Linked DNA regions of Homo sapiens: region 2 is linked to region 1. The links are chromatin contacts, found by POLR2A ChIA-PET in ENCODE. All regions are on one chromosome and are shown on one strand. The core of a region is the stretch at or near the end of the contact, and the rest is flanking DNA. Distances in the headings are between cores, read along the strand shown. Region 1 overlaps RBL1 (RB transcriptional corepressor like 1). Region 2 overlaps VSTM2L (V-set and transmembrane domain containing 2 like).

Region 1 (4,145 bases), core at 1,547-4,046:
CACCATTAAGTAGGAAACTATGTTGGGGTAAGCTGTTATTTTACAATTGAGGGTGCTCAGTAAAACCTGAACACTGGTTCCTGATCAGGGTTCCTGTTGTATGTGGTACAATAAGGCTCTTAGAACACCTGTCACCTGCCATGTATTTGCAGAGAAATAAATGTAATTCATTTTGCTTCTTCCTTAACCTCTCAGGATATGCTTTACCTTTTAGAATCTTTCCACCTTTCTCAAAGACACAAGAAGAATATCTGCAGGCCTTTTAGTTGTCTGAAGCTGAGGTTTGCCACTGCCTCCCATACTGTAGAACTTAGCTAAACACCAGCCCAGGGCTGTTACCCCTCTAAGAGCCACTAGTGACAGTGAGCTCAACAGCTATGGTTGTGAAAACATTCTGAAGTGGAATCTAGAGAAAAGAGCACCACCTTCAGTTCATATGTTTGCATTTCTCTAGATTCCAATTTGACTTATAAGTAATACAGATGGATTGCTGAACCTTCTCTGAAAATATTAATTTCTCTACATAAAGATTTGTGGGTTTTTTTTAATATTGTAGAAAGGTCATTTAAATCACCAACTTGTATATTAAAGTATGCTTTGTGGCTGGGCATGGTGGCTCATGCCTGTAATCCCAGCACTTTGAGAGGCTGAGGCTGGTGGATCACTTGAGCCCAGGAGTTGGAAACCATCCTGGGCAACATGGCAAAACCCCGTCTCTACTAAAAATAAAAAATAGCCAGGCATGGTGGCACGTGCCTGTGGTCCCAGCTACTCAGGAGGCTGAGATGGGAGGATCACTTGAATCCAGGAGGTCAGGGCTGCAGTGAGCCAAGATTGCACCACTGCACTCCACCCTGGGTGACAAAGTGAGACCCTGTCTCAAAAAAATAAAAAGTATGCTTTGTATCACAACATTGCATTCTTTTTAACAGACTTAGAAGATGCTACAAAAACACCTGACTGTTCCAGTGGACCAGTGAAAGAGGAAAGAGGTGATCTTATAAAATTTTACAATACAATATATGTAGGAAGAGTGAAGTCATTTGCACTGAAATACGACTTGGCGAATCAGGACCATATGGTATGTTCTATGTTTTACTACTTTATTATTATTTGCTGTCATAGTTGGATTACTATAAGTTTATTTTGCTAGATAAATATGTCCAAGTAAAATTACTAGCAATTAATCAGAGCATGTCCAGTAACTTAATCAGTGATTAAGGCTATGGTACAACAGAGACCAGAGGAAATCATGGGATCTGTTGCCCAGGCTAGAGTGCAGTGGCGAGATCTGGGCTCACTGCAACCCTTGCTTCCAGGCCTCAAGCGATCCTCCCACCCCAGCCTCCCAAATAGCTGGTACGACAGCCACATGCCCCCACGCCTAGCTAATTTTTTTGTATTTTTAGTAGATACGGGGTTTCACCATGTTGGCCAGGCTGGTCTTGAACTCCTGGACTCAAGCAATCTACCCACCTCAGCCTCCTAAAGTGATGGGATCACAGGTGTGAACCACCACGCCTGGCATGAATTTTATCTATACCATGATTATGTTGCTAGAAATTCCGTATACATATGGGTAAGAACTTGATGGGAACATGAATATTAAAACAACTAATTTGTTTTTTTTGTTTTCTTTTTTTTTTTTTTTTTGAGACAGTCTCACCCTGTCACCCAGGCTGGCGTGCAGTGGTGCGATCTCAGCTCAACTGCAACCTCTGCCTCCCGGGCTCAAGTGATTCTCCTGCCTCAGCCTCCCTAGTAGCTAGGATTACAGGAGTGTGTCACCACACCTGGCTAATTTTTTGTATCTTTAGTAGAGACAGGGTTTCACCATGTTGGCCAGGCTGGTCTTGAACTCCTGACCTTGTGATCCGCCCACCTCGGCCTCCCAGAGTGCTGGGATTACAGGCATGAGCCACTGCACCCAGCAAATTTGGTAAATTTTTCTGTTGTTATATTGTGAGATTAATGTTTTTCTCAAGTCAAAGACAAAAGGGGCCAGGTGTGGTGGCTCATGCCTGTAATCTCAGCACTTTGGGAGGCCTAGGCGGGCGGATCACCAGAGGTCAGGAGTTTGAGACCAGCCTGGCCAACATGGTGAAATCCCATCTCTACCAAAAATTAGCTGGGCGTGGTGGCAGGCACCTGTAATCCCAGCTACTCGGGAGGCTGAGGCAGGAGAATCACTTGAACCCAGAAAGCGGAGGTTGCAGTGAGCAGAGATCGCGCCACTGCACTCCAGCCTGGGTGACAAGAGGGAAACTCTGTCTCAAAAAAAAAACAAAAGGAGGTCAGGTGCTGTGGCTCATGCCTGTAATCCCAGCACTTTGGGAAGCTAAGCCTGGAGGATTGCTTGAGCCCAGAAATTTGAGACCAGCCTAGAAACACAGGAAGACCCTGTCTCTTAAAAAAAAAAACTAAAAACTAGCCGTGTAGTGGCTGGTACACACCTTTAGTCCCAACTACTCAGCAAGCTAAGGTAGGTGGATCGCTTGGGCCCAGGAGGTCAAGGCTGCAATGAGCCACAATCGCACCACCACACTCCAGTCTGGGCAACAGAGCAAGACCCTGCCTCAAAAAAAAAAAAAAAAAAAGAAAGAAAAAAAAAAAAGAAAAGAAGGCCCTAGCAGAAGCTGCAGCCGGACAGCCAATAGCTGTTTCTATGTATCTATGTGCCTCTGTAGATTTCTGTTCTTCCTCTTTTCATGGAATATGGTCTATGACTATCCTCAGAGGTCATAACTGTTCATCCTGCTTCAGTTTCACTTCCCCTCTGTCATGTGCTATACTCGGAATATCTCTACCATCTTAATTTATTTCCATTATACAGGATATTAAAAATGAAATCCTTGCTCATCCAACTTATTTATAAATCTTTTCCATTTCCATATGAAGTCTTTCCCATTTCATTAACAGATTTTTTCCACGTTGGAATCATCCTGCTGGCTAATAGAATTCTCTGCCTCTTTTATTCTCTCTGCTACTGCTTTGGTTGTGAGCAGGTATGTGTGTAGAGAGAGCTTGTTACAGCAAGTGTTAGAAGATTGGTTACTCTTTGTCCCTACTTTTTTTTTTTTTTTTTGAGAAGGAGTCTCGCTCTGTTGCCCAGGCTGGAGTGCAAGTGGCACAATCTCAGCTCACTGCAACCTCTGCCTCCTGGGTTCAGGCAATTCTGTAACTCAGCCTCCTGAGTAGCTGGCATTACAGGCGCCTGTCACCACGCCCAGCTGATTTTCGTATTTTTAGTAGAGACAGAGTTTCACCATCTTGGCCAGGCTGGTCTTGAACTCCTGACCTCATGATCCACCCGCCTCAGCCTCCCAAAGTGTTGGGATTACAGGCATGAGCCACCGCGCCCAGCCTGTCCTTACTTTTTAAGCATGAATATGAGGTTCTCATGCTCGTGGCTTAACTCCTGGTGTCTTGTCCAGAATTTTTTTTTTCTTTTGAGACAGAGTCTCACTCTGTCACCCCAGGAGGAGTGCAGTGACATAATCGCAGCTCACTGCAGCCTCTGTCCCCGGGTTCAAACAACTGTCATGCTCAGCCTCCCGAGTGGCAGGGACTATAGGCGCACGCCACCACACCTGGCTAATTTTTATATTTTTAGGAGCTACTCAGGAGGCTGAAGTGGGGTTTCACCATGTTGGCCAGGCTGGTCTCCAATTCCTGGCCTCAAGTGATCCGAGCACCTTGGCCTCCCAAAGTGCTGGGATTATAGGAGTGAGCCACTGCACCCGGCCCCAGAATTCTTTTTTTTTTTTTTTTTTTTTTGAGGCAGAGTCTTGGTCTGTCACCCAGGATGGAGTGCAGTGGCACAATCTGGGCTCACTGCAACACCTCTGCCTCCTGGGTTCAAGCAATTCTAGTGCCTCAGCCTCCCAAATAGCTCGGATTACAGGCATATGCCACCACGCCCAGCTAATTTTTGCATTTTTAGTGGAGACGGAGTTTCACCATGTTGGCCAGGCTGGTCTCAAACTCCTGACCTCAGGTGATCCGCCCATCTCAGCCTCCCAAAGTGCTGGCATTACAGGTGTGAGCCACTGTGCCTGGCCAGAATTCTTAATACTAGTTATAGGACTTCCTGAAAGATCCAGGAAAATAGGCCGGGCATAGTGGCTCACACCTGTAATCCCAGC
Region 2 (4,096 bases), core at 705-3,204, 910 kb before region 1:
TGCATTCACAATGTGATGCAACTAGTCCCAACATGCTGTCTTCCCCCCAGAAGGAAACTCCTCACTCCCCACTCTCCCCTAACCCCTGGCAACCTCAAATCTGCATTCTCACATTTGCCTACTCCGGATATTTCATATCATCTGCATCATATAATATGTGGTCTTTTGTGACTGGCTTCCTTCATCTAGCATAGAGTTTTTGAGGTTCATCTACCATTGTCGCACACATCAGTAATTCATTACTTTTCATAGAGGTGTTTCTTTAATACAATAAAATATCCTACCTAATCCCCAAAACAACCTGGGAAGTGGCCACTATCATTGTCCTCTTCTTACAGATGGGGAAACTGAGGCACGGAGTGGGTGGGGACTTGCCCAGGTTCCCTGCCAGACACCCCGACATAGCTGAGCAGGAAGTGCTGGAGCCGGCAAGCTGGAAGCAGGGCGCCTCCCAAGGCCACCAGCACATATTGAGGTAGACAGCAGTAGAATTACAAATCTAGGGAGATTTAAGGAGAACTAAAATATTCTGGCACTTGCAGGATTGTGGGAGTTGAGCAGGTTTCCCCAGTGGAATTCCCGCCTCCTCTTCCCACATGTCTGGGCCACAAGGAGTGAGAGCAGGTGGGAGGGAGGGAGGCAAGCGCGGGAGTGTTCAGGGAGCCAGAGATAGGGCAGGGGCGGGGGCAGGGAGCCAGGAGCCGGGAGCAGGCACACAGGCGTCCCGACGTCTCTACCGATACCATTTATTTTCATTCTCCCCAGTACATCCTGCAAAGCTAGTGGGGTGAGCCCATTGCACGGATGCATAACGAGGCTCAGAGAGGCTGGAGCGGGGCAGGATTTGAGCCTTAGTGTCAGATCCCAAAGCCGAGGCGCATAGCCATCCTCTGCTGCCGGGAGGGGCTAAGAGGGAAGAAGTGGGGGAAGCAAAGGAGGCTGCATCAATCACAGGGATGGATTTGCTCCAGCACGCCAGAAAGGAGCAGCCTCAGAGCCACTGAGGAGAAAGAACAGTGAGGGCTGTAAGGGGCGCTGAGGGTGGAGGCAGGAGGGCCAGGGACATGAAGGACGGGGCAAAAGGGGAGGCAGAGACCAACGGACAGGGACAGATGGAGGCAGGCACTTGGGATGTTCCAGAACAGAGGCTCTGAGGGTGCCCAGTGGGTAGGGTGGTGGTGGCCCCACCCTGACCAGAACCTGGCCTCGGTCAAACCTGACCCCCCACCCAGGACCTAGTACATGCCCCAGCCCCAGCCCCTGCCACCCCTGCCCAATCGTGTCTGCGAAATTCAAGGAAGCAACAGTAAATATGTGGGCTCCGGAGTCAGGCTGACCTGGATTTCAACCCAACTGCACCTCCTCAAGGTAGGTGAATCTCTGAGCTTCTAGCCCGGTTTCCTCATCTGTAAAATGGGTGCTGTGAGCGGTGCTGCAGTGACATCACGCAGGCACACAGTGGGCTCCCGGACAGGATCAGGCTGCTCTCCTGTCACCTCCTCACGTAGCCTGGCTCTACTTGAAGAAGCTCCTCCTTCTTCAAGGCTCCGGGCCCCTTGGACTTATTAAACCCTAGGGCTATTCTAGAACCAGAGAATTCATGGCTGAAGGGGTTGGGCCCCACCCCAGGACCTTGGCGCTTAGTGTTCCCAGAGCCTGGGAGGGAATTTCACAGGCCAAGAGCACAGAGCAAGAAGGCAGCAGCGCGGGTGGGGCCCGGGGCTTCCCGCACTAGCTGGAGGGTGTCTGAGGGCCATGGAGAGAGGAGCTGGTGGATCTGGGCCCTGTCCCAGGGGCCCTCAGCCGCTGTCCGACCGCCCCTCCCTCTCCTCCGCTGCCTGCCGGGAGACCATTAGTGAAGCTTTGTTTTGAGCACTATTTCCACTATCCTGCGCTCTGGCCGCCGGGCCTCCATTAGGGACCCTTTCCCGGACCGACGACAGGCGGCAAACAGCTCCCCAGCGAGCAGGCCCTAATTGCCGCCGCCTTCAACGCCGGAAATGATTTTTTTAAAACCTCACAAAGCAAAACAGACACCCCGCCGTCAGCTCTCCGCCTTCCCCACCTCGGGCCCCAGCCTGGGGGCTCTGAGGAAGGAGGGGTCAGTCAAGACCCCACCCCCATCCCAAGAGACACCCTTAAAATGCCGGGCTGGGGGAACATAGGGTTGGGCTCTGCACCCTTGCTTTGAACTAGGTGTGGGGCCCCAGCTCACCACGCCTCTCTAAGCCTCAGTTTTCCCCTCTGCAAGGTGGGCGTGTTGAATGGGAGCCCGATGCCTGCTGCGGGCCGTGCGATGCGGCTCTGACAGGTCATGTGCTTCTGGCTTCTCTAAGGGGTCCGTGGAGCACAGGGGAGCCAGGAGCCGGGAGACGGGAAGAGAGCACGAGGGGCAGAGGGAACAGCCAGGGAGAGAAAAGGTCTGGAAGGAACTTGGTGTGTGCAAGGACTAGAAAGGAGGCCAGTGTACACACACACACAACACACACGCATACACACAATACACACACACAAAATACACACATACACACAATACACACACACATACACATACACACAATACACACATATACAGACATACCCACACATACATACACACACCCACACATACACCCACACACATATATAAACACCCCACACACATGCACACATACACCCATACCCCACACACATACACACAGATGCACACACCCACACACCCACACATATACACACAGACACCACACATACACAGATATACACACACATAGACATATACATGCACACCACACAATATACACACACATACATGCACACACCACACATACACACATATGCACACACACCACACACATACACACACGCACACACACATTCGTGCGCGCACACACACACACAATTCCCTCTTTTTCTGATCCCACGTTCCCACCCTCCCTGGATACCGGCCAGCCCCAGCATCCCATGAACCACAAACTCAGCAAGGCTCACACCAAACTCAGCGCCTTCCCGGGAGCAGCCTCTCCTGTCCGTGCACGCCCGCATCCAGCCCCAAGTCCTGCTTCAGCTCCCCATCTCCACTCACCACGGCCAACCCACTCCGACGCCAACCTGGCCGTGCGCCCTCCCCACTCAGAAGGCTTCCAGGGCTGCCCCCTTCTCCAGGGGTAAGACCAAACTCCAGAGCCGATTCTTGGAGGTTCCAGCTGCAGCCTGCTTTTCTAAATACATGCACATGGTTCTCCACGAGGCCTCTGCCAGACCCAGGCAGCCAGGCGCAGCTCCACTCTGGCCTCTGGAGTCCCCTCTCAGCCCCAGCAGTCCCTGGATACAGGCCCAGAAGGAACCTGCCTCCCCCAGGAAGTCTCCCCTGACTGCTCTAGGACACAGTGAGCTCCCTCTAGAGACCTCCCTCTCTTGGCCCACCTGCCTATGCACTGTTCCCTGGGATCCTGAAGAGTCCCCCATTATCTCTTCCTGACCCCAGCTCTCTGAGTATGCTTACCAAGGACTTAGGAAAAGTGAATGAAGTTCGTTCCCACCCAGCTCGCATGAGAGGGCTGCAGGGAGAGAGAAAGGACTCCAGGATCCAAGCCTGTCCCTGCCACAGACTTGTCCCATGTCCCAAGGCCAGCCCTGACTGCTCTCTGGGCCTCAGTTTCCTCACCCGTGAAACAAAGGCTACTTCTGCCTGGGGCCAGAGACAGGCTTTGGGGGCCTCAAAAAACCCTTTGAAGCTTGTGGGCAAAACTCTGTGGCATTTTTTTGAGGAAACAATCCATAGTTTCCATAAGCTTCTTAAGAGGAGTGTGACTTCCAAAAAAATTAGTAACCACCAGTGTAGACAAGCGTCAGTGTCCCCTCCAGCTTTGCCATTTGGTCACTCACTCATTCATTCACCTGACATTTACTGAGTGCCTGCTCTGTGTGGGTGTCACCATGATATACGGAATATATGTATGTGTAATCCTGAGATGTCATCGAAGAGAGCTGTGTGCATACCCGAGAGAAAGGAAGGAATGGGTGGGGGCGGTGAGAAGAGAGGGGAAGATGGATCCAACAGACACAAAGGAGCAAAGAAAGAGGAAAGAGATCGAAAGACAGAGATAGAGAGGAAAAG

What was found. ChIA-PET counts read pairs that join two places held with the same protein, here RNA polymerase II (POLR2A).
Region 2: POLR2A ChIA-PET joins it to region 1 with 11 read pairs in activated CD8-positive, alpha-beta memory T cell. The contact joins two enhancer-like sites. POLR2A ChIA-PET finds 5 or more read pairs at or near these places in 2 of 52 experiments (GM10248 and activated CD8-positive, alpha-beta memory T cell).

The regions. Positions count from the first base shown.
Region 1 is chr20:37,004,347-37,008,491 of GRCh38, reverse strand. RBL1 (RB transcriptional corepressor like 1) reads left to right here. Exons shown (of 22, transcript NM_002895.5): 20 at 933-1,081. Among named protein-coding and RNA genes, the nearest start is that of SAMHD1, 55 kb to the right of the region's middle. Within about 2 kb of position 2,796, at least 4 of the 41 ENCODE cell types and tissues checked have a DNase peak (open chromatin) inside an H3K27ac peak, as active enhancers do.
Region 2 is chr20:37,912,895-37,916,990 of GRCh38, reverse strand. The region is part of intron 1 of VSTM2L (V-set and transmembrane domain containing 2 like); the gene reads right to left. LOC124904896 (a long non-coding RNA gene) reads left to right here. Exons shown (of 3, transcript XR_007067576.1): 1 at 1-1,368. Among named protein-coding and RNA genes, the nearest start is that of VSTM2L, 12 kb to the right of the region's middle. RefSeq lists enhancers at 1,083-1,930, 1,931-2,778. Within about 2 kb of position 1,954, at least 4 of the 41 ENCODE cell types and tissues checked have a DNase peak (open chromatin) inside an H3K27ac peak, as active enhancers do.